2 separate regions of the Homo sapiens genome follow, and region 1 is linked to region 2. A link is an interaction called in ENCODE POLR2A ChIA-PET data of the cell type or tissue named here. Cell type or tissue: OCI-LY7. All regions are shown on one strand.

Evidence for each region. ChIA-PET counts read pairs that join two places held together with the same protein. Peaks named below come from ENCODE experiments on the same cell type or tissue, not always from the same donor. Only the 100,000 strongest peaks of a DNase experiment are listed, where the experiment ranks them.
Region 1: POLR2A ChIA-PET joins it to region 2 with 5 read pairs; 3 of 35 experiments call an interaction of 5 or more read pairs at or near these places.

Annotation. Positions count from the first base shown.
Region 1 is chr5:177,042,861-177,047,860 of GRCh38, forward strand. It overlaps ZNF346 (zinc finger protein 346), which reads left to right. Exons shown (of 7, transcript NM_012279.4): 4 at 1,529-1,673. Among named protein-coding and RNA genes, the nearest start is that of ZNF346, 23 kb to the left of the region's middle. In OCI-LY7, no CTCF peak of the experiment used is centred here; no DNase peak of the experiment used is centred here.
Region 2 is chr5:177,123,981-177,128,980 of GRCh38, forward strand. No RefSeq gene overlaps it. Among named protein-coding and RNA genes, the nearest start is that of NSD1, 7.3 kb to the right of the region's middle. In OCI-LY7, no CTCF peak of the experiment used is centred here; DNase peaks (open chromatin) are centred at 21 and 621; H3K4me3 peaks cover 1,322 bases; H3K27ac peaks cover 2,259 bases.

The sequences.
Region 1 (5,000 bases), 81 kb before region 2:
GCTAGGACTACAGGCACACACCACCACGCCTGGCTAACTGGAGTGCAGTGGCACGATCTCAGCTCACTGCAACCTCCACCTCCTGGGTTCAGGCGATTCCCCTGCCTCAGCCTCTGAAGTAGCTGGGACTACAGGCACGCGCCACCACACCCAGCTAATTTTTGTATTTTTAGTAGAGATAGGGTTTCACCAGGTTGGCCAGGCTGGTCTCAAACCTCTGATCTCAAGTGATCTGCCTGCCTCAGCCTCCCAAAGTGCTGGGATTACAAGTGTGAGCCACTGCGCCCAGCCGCCTGGCTGATTTTTTAAAAAATTTTTCGTAGAGACAGGGTCTCGCTTTGTTGCCCAGGCTGGTCTCAAATTCCTGGTCTCAAGTGATCCTCCCACCTCAGGCTCCCAAAGTACCAGGATTACAGGTATGAGCCACCACACCTGGCCCTTTTCTCACAATTTATAATTCAGAAAGGCAAGATAAACTCTATGACCCTGGGCAAGTTATTTTACATATTTGCACCCTATTCAGAGATCAGGCTTTCTGAGAGAGATGCTGGGATCCCTTTATGTAGTCTTGAAATACATGGTTTCCTAGCCTAATCATAATCAACAAGTAGAACGCAATGGGAGGCTGGGTGCGGTGGCTCATACCTGTAATCCTAGCAATTTAGGTGGCTGAGGCAGGCGGATTGCTTGAGCTTGGGAATTCGAGACCACCCTAGGCAATATGGTGAAACCCCGTCTCTATAAAAAATACAAAAATTAGCCGGGTGTGGTGGCATATTCCTGTAGTCTGGCTACTTGCAGGGGTGGGTGGGAGAATTGCTTGAGCCCTGGAGGTGGAGGTTGCAGTGAGCCGAGATCGTGCCACTGCACTCCAGCCTGGGCAACAGAGTGAGACCCTGTCTTAAAAAAAAAAAACCTAATGGTCCACTTGTTCAGCAAACTCTGAGCATCTACTGTGTGCCAGACTCCAGCTGGGTGTGAAGGATAAGAAACAAAAATGAGTCAAATAGTCCGTGTTCCAATGTCACACTTGAGTTCACAGAAAAGTCTCCTAAGCTATGACACTGTCAGTTTAGGGTGGCAAGTGGTATGACAGAGGTCTATTTAATGTACTCTGGGAGCACAGAAGAGGAGCAGGGTTAATTCTTCCTGGAATACACAAAGGGACTTGACAGTTGTTTACTGAATGATGTTTTTTTTTTTTTGAGAGAAAGTCCCCCAGAGGAAAAGCTTATATTTAAATTGGGTCTTGAAGGCTAAGCAGACACGCTGCCAAGCAGGAAAGGAAGGAAGCACATTTTAGACAGCAGGAATGGCCAAAGCAAAGCAAGGAAGCATCAGAGAATAAAGTGGGGGATGGTGAGTAGAGTCTGGGACAAAGTAGCTGGAGAAGAATCTAGAAAGTAGGTTGGGGTTAATGTGTGAGGGGGGCCATAAATGCCTGTTCTGTTATGGGCAGTGGGGAACCATTGAAGATTTTCTGGTGGGGCAGTGGTATGATCAGACCTGTGTTCTTTCTTCCAACCAGAAGAGCAGCAGAAGCAAAGACAAGAACCAGTGCTGCCCCATCTGTAACATGACCTTTTCCTCCCCTGTCGTGGCCCAGTCGCACTACCTGGGGAAGACCCACGCAAAGAACTTAAAGCTGAAGCAGCAGTCCACTAAGGTGGAAGGTACTGGTTTTCCTGAGTAGTGCTATAGTGGGACCCCTGCCGTCCTCAGGGCACTACTGCCAGGGGCTCACAGAGATCCTCACTGAGGCCACAGACTTGAAGAAGTTGAATTGCTTTTGAGAACCCTTAAAAATCTCCAAGTAGACCCAGCTTCACTGAAATGCAATCTCAGAATTATGCTCACCTAACCTCCCTTTCTTTGGTTATAGGTTTTTCTCTATAGGCTGAGCTTTTGTCCTGACTAATAATTATAACTCAGGAGTGCCAAAGTCCTCCAGGCCACGCATACCATGAGAGCATTCTATCTCCTACCTCTCCCACTAGATTTTTCCATCCCAGCATCCACCTGCCCTTATTACTGCATGTTCCAAGTTGAAAGCTAAATCCTTGTCTTTTTCACATGCTCAGGTTATGGCCTACTCACTTTAATCCTCAAAAGCTGCCTGTTCTCCTCAAGACAGGGACTTGCCTTTCAAAGCTGAATACTTCAGTGCTGCTACTACTGCCCCACAATCTGTAACTGCCATGAATTCATTCCCAGTACAGTGACTTCTGAAATAGCCCCCTTTATCTCGTCACGACTAGGGCTCAGCCCTCACTTTCATCTCATTAACTCCTGACTTTCTGGGGTTTTAACCTCTGCTAATTGCAATTAGTCAAGAGTGAAAGTTCTTTGATGTTTATTTCATTGTTTTCTTGATAATTTTTGCTTCTCTATTTTGGACCAAGAAGTAGACTACACTATTAGTAATACTATTATCCTTTTTGTGTTTACTGACAACTGTGTTTTGGAAGCCTTCAAAGGTAGGGTGAAAAATCACTCATAATTTTTTTTTTTTGAGATGGAGTCTCGCTCTGTTGCCTAGGTTAGAGTGCAGTGGCATGATCTCGGCTCACTGCAAGCTCTACCTCCCAGGTTCATGCCATTCTTCAGCCTCAGCCTCCCAAGTAGCTGGGACTACAGGTGCCCACCACCATGCCCAGCTAATTTTTTTGTATTTTTTAGTAGAAACGGGGTTTCACTGTGTTAGCCAGGATGGTCTCAAACTCCTGACCTCGTGATCCACCTGCCTCGGCCTCCCAAAGTGTTAGGAATACAGGCATAAGCCACCACGCCGGCCAAAACCTTTTTTTTTAAATAGAGATGGCTTCTCACTATATTGCTCAGGCTGGTCTTGAACTCCTGGCCTTAAGTGATACTCCCATCTCAGCTTCCCAGAGTGCTGGGATTACAGGCATGAGCCACCACACCTGGCCACTCATAATTACACCTTTTTATCACACCCACATCTAGTTATTCATGGTATGAAACAGCAGAATGTGGACTTTGAAGTCACAGAGTCCCAGGTTTAAAGCCTGGCACTGTTACTGTTTATATGACTTTTTTGTGTCTGAACTGCCTAACCTATAAAATGATAATAATACTGTCTACTTCATCGGTTGTGAGGATACAATAATGTGTATTAAAAACACAGGACATAGGCCGGGCATGGTGGCTCATGCCTGTTGTAATCCCAGCACTTTGGGAGGCTGAGGTGGGCAGATCACTTGAAGTCAGGAGTTCAAGACCAGCCTGGTCAACACGGTGAAACCCAATCTCTACTAAAAATAACAAAAATTAGCTGGGTGTGGTGGCACGAGCCTGTAGTCCCAGCTTCTTGGGAGACTGAGGCAAGAGAATCGCTTGAACCCGGGAGCTGGAGGTTGCAGTGAGCTGAGATCGCACCATTGTACACCAGCCTGGGGGACAGAGCAAGACCTCGTCTCAAAAAAAAAAAAAAAAAAACCAATTTTATAAGGTCACAGACTTCTCTTCCCACAAATGGGAAAATTCTCTGCATTATGCCTTGTCCCTGAAATTTCATACTCGAGATTATTTTCCATATTCACTTTCAGCTTTTGCCACATACTTTGTTTTTATATAGTTGTGATCATAATGCAGGTACCCTTTATATCCCGCTTTTACTTTTCATTTAATTTTACAGCTTAAGCACATTTCCATGTTATTACACAACTTTATAACTATATTTCTGAAATTAAACACTTTTTAATGTAAAGTAATATAATCATGTTGTAAGAGATAAGGAAAACATGGATAAATGGAAAGAAAAGTTACCCATAATTTTACCATTCACAGATAAACACTGTTAACATTTTGGTTTCTCCTATAATCTGTTTCTCCTATAATCTTATTGTTATATGTATCTTTGTATATCTGTGTGTATATTCGTTTTGTGTATATCTAGGTTAACTCCGTGTATATGTGCATATAAACATAGACTACTTTAAATAACTTTCATGTTTTTATAAAAACAATGCATACTCATTATGAATAATTCCACTTCAAACAATTGCAAAAGATACAAAGAAGAAAGTAAAATATCACCTAAATCCTACACCAAGAGAGAAATACTGTTAATATGTTGGTGATGTTTTAAAATACCAGTATGCACATATGGATTACACGTGTGGGGTTTTTAAAATTTTTTTATTTATTTTTATTTATTTATTTATTTATTTATTTATTTATTTTGAGATGAAGTCTTGCTCTGTCACCCAGGCTGGAGTGCAGTGGCACGATCTCGGCTCACTGCAACCTCCGCCTCCTGGGTTCAAGCGATTCTTCTGCCTCAGCCTCCCAAGTAGCTGGGACTACAGGCGCGTGCCACCGCGCCTGGCCAATTTTTGTGTTTTTATTAGAGACGGGGTTTCACTATGTTGCCCAGGCTGGTCTTGAACTCCTGGCCTCAAACAATGATCTTACCGTATGGTATGTACAATTGCCTTTTTTGTTTGTTTGTTTTTTGTTTTTTTTTTTTTTTGAGATGGAGTCTCCCTCTTTTGCCCAAGCTGGAGTGAAATGGCGCAATCTCAGCTCACTGCAACCTCTGCCCCACCAGGTTCAAGCAATTCTCCTGCTTCCACCTGCTGAATAGCTGGGATTACAGGTGCCCACCACCATACCCGGCTAATGTTGTTTTTTTGTTTTTTTGAGATGGAGTTTTGCTGTCGCCTAGACTGGAGTGCAGTGGTGCAACCTTGACTCACTGCAACCTCCACCCTCTGGGTTCAAGCAATTCTCTTGACTCAGCCTCCTGAGTAGCTGGGACTACCGGCACCTGCCACCACGCCCAGTTAATTTTTGCATTTTTAATAGAGACAGGGTTTCAACATATTGCTCAGGCTGGTCTTGAATTCCTGACCTCAGGTGATCCACCCACCTCAGCCTCCCAAAGTTCTGGGATTACAGACATGAGCCACCGTGCCCTGCCTAATTTTTGTATTACTAGCGATGGGGTTTCGGCATGTTGGCCAGGCAGATCTCTA
Region 2 (5,000 bases):
GAAACCCCGCCTCTGCTAAAAATACAAAAATTAGCCGGGCGTGATGAGCACCTGTAATCCCAGCTGCTCAGGAGGCTGAGGCAGGAGAAGTTGCAGTGAGCCGAGATCATGATACTGCACTCCAGCCTGAGCGACAGAGCGAGACTCTGAAACAAAACAAAACAGAACAATAAAGACAAATTACCCAATTTTTAAAAAATGGGCAAAGGATCTAAATAGATATTTCTCCAAAGAAGATTATAAATGGCCAATAAGTACAAAATACAAAAATTAGCCGGGAGTGGTGGCGTGTGCCTGTAGTCCCAGCTACTCAGGAAGCTGAGGTGGGAGGATCATCTGAGCCTGGGAGACGGAAGTTGCAGTGAGCCAAGATCGCGCCACTGCACGTCAGCTTGGGTGACAGAGTGAGACCCTGTCTCAAAAAAACACCAAAAACCAAAACCACTGGATTGTACTCTTTGTGAATTTTATGGTATGATAATTATATCTCAACAAAAAGAAAATAAAGAAATAAATAGGAAAGACATCAGGTAATTTCAGAGAGTGGTAATAGCTCTAAGGCAATTCAACAGGAAGATGTGCTAGAGTGACTTGGGACCTGATAGGAGCTCCTAGAGCCAGGGGAGGGGCCAAAGAATACCTGTTTGAGGAGGGACTCCAGCTGATTGACAGGAGGAGTCATGGGGTGGCAGAGGGAACAGCAAACCCAGGCCCTGTGATAGAGAGGCCAACTATATCTCTGGAAAAAGCCCTGTCCCGCTATCCCCCACTCACAGCTGCTCTCTTTGTTCTACAAAGCCCTGTTTTCCAATCTCGGTTTTTGCTTAAAGTTTTTGCCTGAGAGATATGAAGATTTTCCAGATTGTTCTGAGTATGGCTGGAGTTAGAAGAACAAGTTCCCAGACTGCACCTTCCATTTGTCCTCGGTGGGCCTGAGAAATCACATCTCTTCGGTCTTCTTTCTCCCAGTTTCTCACTAAGGAGGGAAAAGCCATATCTCACCCAAGTGAATCTCCTTCGGAGTCAGCGGGGGTGGGGGGCGGGGTGCCTCAGAGACTGGGTGCTGGGGAGCCTGCAGAGTTTCCCAGGCCTTACCCAACAAACTCGGGCTACGCTCTGATCTTGTCTGTCTGTTCTAGAATTAGAATCCAGCAGGGGATGGCTGTCACAGGGATGCATACTAACACTGGAACACTGGTTTACTTCTTTCTTTTTTTTTTTTTCCGAGACGGAGTTTCGCTCCTGTTACCCAGGCTGGAGTGCAATATGTGATCTCAGCTCACTGCAACCTCTGCCTCCTGGGTTCAAGCAATTCTTCTGCCTTACCCTTCCAAGTAGCTGGGATTACAGGTGCCTGCCACCATGCTGGGCTAATTTTTTGTATTTTTAGTAGAGATAGGGTTTCACCATGTTGGCCAGGCTGGTCTTGAACTCCTGACCTCAGGTAATCCACCCACCTCAGCCTCTCAAAGTGCTGGGATTACAGACGTGAGCCACCACATCCAGCCTAACACTGGTTTTCATGAGAAACAAAGTCAGATCTTTTCTGACTGAAAGTCAATCTGAGTTGGCTGAAGGCCTTTTTTTTTTTTTTTTTTTTTTTGACGCAAAGTCTCGCTCTGTTGCCCAGGCTGGAGTGCAGTGGTGTGATCCTGGCTCACTGCAACCTCAGACTCCCGGGTTCAAGCAATTTTCATGCCTTAGCGTCCCAAGTAGCTGGGATTACAGGTGTGCACCACTATGGCTGGCTAATTTTTGTATTTTTAGTGGAGATGGGGTTTCACCATGTTGGTCAGGCTGGTCTCAAACTCCTGACCTTTCGTGATCCACCCACCTAGGCCTCCTAAAGTGCTGGGATTACAGGTGTGAGCCACTGCACCCAGCCTGGCTGAGGGATTTGATGATGGGTTCTGCCTTTGCCATTTCAGACACATTTTCTATAAATCAAGCTAGCTGAATCTACAGCTCTGGAGGGTTTTTTTTTTTTTTTTTTGAGACAGAATCTCGCTCTGTCACCCAGGCTGGAGTGCACTGATGTGGTCTTGGGTCACTGCAACCTCTGCCTCCCGGCTTCAAGAGATTCTCCTACCTAAGCCTGCCAAGTAGCTGGGATTACAGGCGTGCACCACCACGCTCAGCTAATTTTTGTAGTTTTAGTAGAGAGGGGATTTCGCCATATTGGCCAGGCTGGTTTCAAACTCCTGACCTCAAGTGATCTGCCCACCTCGGCCTCCCAAAGTGCTGGGATTACAGGCGTGAGCCACCAGACCTGGCCTCTGGGTTTTTTTTTTTTTTTTTGAGACAGAGCCTTACTATGTCACCCAGGCTGGAGTGCAGTGGCGCGATCTCAGCTCACTGCAACCTCCGCCTCCCGGGTTCAAGCGATTCTTCTGTCTCAGCCTCCCGAGTAGCTGGGACTACAGGTGCCCGCCACCACGCCCAGCTAATTTTTGTATTTTTAGTAGAGACAGGGTTTCACCGTGTTAGCCGGGATGGTCTTGATCTCCTGACCTTGTGATCTGCCCGCTTTGGCCTCCCAAAGTGCTGGGATTACAGGCGTGAGCCACCGTGTCCGGCCAACGCCCAGCTAATTTTTTGTAGAGATGAGGTTTCGTTGCCCAGTCTGGTCTTCAACTCCTGCCCTCCAGTGATCCACCCACCTCGGCATCCCAAAGTGCTGGGATTATAGGCTTCAGCCACCACGCCCAGCCCTTTTAGTATTTATTGAGCAACTACTGGGTACAAACTCTTTGTCATTCCTCCACTAGCAAGAGCAGTGATTTCATGAGCTGCTTTTCAGCCTTTGTTTTCATCTGTAAAATAGGATATCTTCTCTTTGAGGGGCAACAAGGGGTAGGTGTGGGTGGGTGAGCTATAAACCCTAATCCTCACCCAGGAGGAGGTGCAGCCACCTTTCTGGCCACTGGCTGGAGACCTCCCCCTTTCCCCATACTCCTCCTTCCACTCCCTGATCCAAGCACTGCCAGAACCCAGCATTCTCTCACTTTCTCTTCCTCCGTTTTGAATCAGTAGGTTCAGAAGTGCTTGGCTTGATATGAAGCTGGGGGTGCATCCAACAAAATCAGATGCCTAGAGAAGGAGCAGGATTGGGGTGGGAGAGAGAAGACAGATAATTGGGTTGAGGAACCTGGGGGCATCCTGAAGGAGGTGCCCAGTGGGCAGTTGCTTTGTGCTGGGCCCAGGGCCAGGTTATACGTACTTTGAATATTTTATCTTCATAGCTATCCCATTTGGTGAGGCTCAAAGAGCGAAAATGACATTCCTGGTAAATGGCCCTGCTGCAGTTTGAATTTGTATCCATCTGACTCCAGGTCACGTAAGCTCTTTTTGTTTTTGAGACGGAGTCTCGCCCTGTAGCCCAGGCTGGAGTGCAATGGCGGGATCTCAGCTTACTGCAACTTCCACCTGCCAGGTTCAAGCGATTCTCCTGCCTCAGCCTCCCTTGTAGCTGGGATTACAGGCACGTGCCACCACGCCCAGCTAATCCTTTGTATCTTTAGTAGAGACGGGGTTTCACCATGTTGGCCAGGCTGTTCTCGAACCCCTGACCTTGTGATCCGCCCTCCTCGGCCTCCCAAAGTGCTGGGATTACAGGCATGAGCCACTGAGCCTGGTCATAAGGTCTCTTATACTTTTATTTATTTATTTATTGGAGCCAGAGTCTCACTCTGTCACCCAGGCTGAAGTGCAATGGCATGAACATGGCTCACTGCAGCCTCCACATCCTGGGCTCAAGCGATCCTCCCACCTCAGCCTGCCAAGTAGCTGGGACTATGGGTGCGAATCATACACCACCATGCCAGGATAATTTGTTTGTTTGTTTGTTTGTTTTTTTAAATGGAGTTTCGCCTTGTGGACCAGGGTGGAGTGAAATGGCGCGATCTCAGCTCACTGCAACCTCAGCCTCTTGGGTTCAAGCGATTCTCCTGCCTCAGCCCCCCGAATAGCTGGGATTACAGGTGTGTGCCACCACATCCGGCTAATTTTGTATTTTTAGTAGAGACGGGGTTTCACCACATTGGTCAGGCTGGTCTCAAACTCCTGACCTCATGTGACCCACCTGCCTTGGCCTCCCAAAGTGCTGGGATTACAGATGTGAGCCACAGCGCCTGGCCTACTTTTTGTATTTTTTGTAGAGACAAGGTTTAGCCATATTGCCCAGGCTGGTCTTGAACTCCTGGGCTCAAGCGATCCGTCTGCCTCAGCCTTCCAAAGTGCTGGGACTAAAGGCGTGCACCACTGTACCTGGCCTCTTATGCTTTGTAAAGCATTGTCTGGCACCAAAGGCTGTTTGTTCCTCAAACATCTTGAATCCTTTTTGGGAGGATCTGAGTTTTGTACAACTCATTTGGTCCGTTATTGAAACCACAATTCTGTCTGATGGAGACACAGGCTTGGAGAGGAGAGGAGGGGATAGATCAGGCATCATGAAATGTTTCTGGAGCACTCACTCTGAGCTTCACGGTCTGGGCTTGTTCACTGGAGGTCAGAGAGTATATGTCCTTAGTCTTGTTGGAAGTGACTGTCCAACTGGATGAGACCAGATTTAGAAGCCATTAGTTACTACCAGGACTCAGGGAAAATGGCTGCCTGTAGGGGTGGGAAGACTACCAGGAGGAGGAGTCTTCTAAACAGGATGAATGGAGTCTGCCCAGGGGAAAAGGCAGAGTGACTGGCATGAGCATAGGCTGGACAGGATGTGGCTTGTCCTGGCACTGGGCAGTTGGGGGAAGTGAGAGCAGGAGGGCAGGGATTAGTGGCCACCATACCAAGCTTCAGAAGGAGGTTTAAGAAGAAGAAAACTTAAAGGTGGATGCTTGAGTCCTTCGGGCTGGGGCTGGGCGTACAGGCTCAGGTTAGCGACAGGACCTGGTATTTGGGGCAGGAAGGAGACTGCTGGAGGGCTGCCTGGTCTCAGATGTGGTCAGGCCTTCCTTGATCTTAAGTTGAAAACTGATTCAATTTTGGGGAAATCCGTG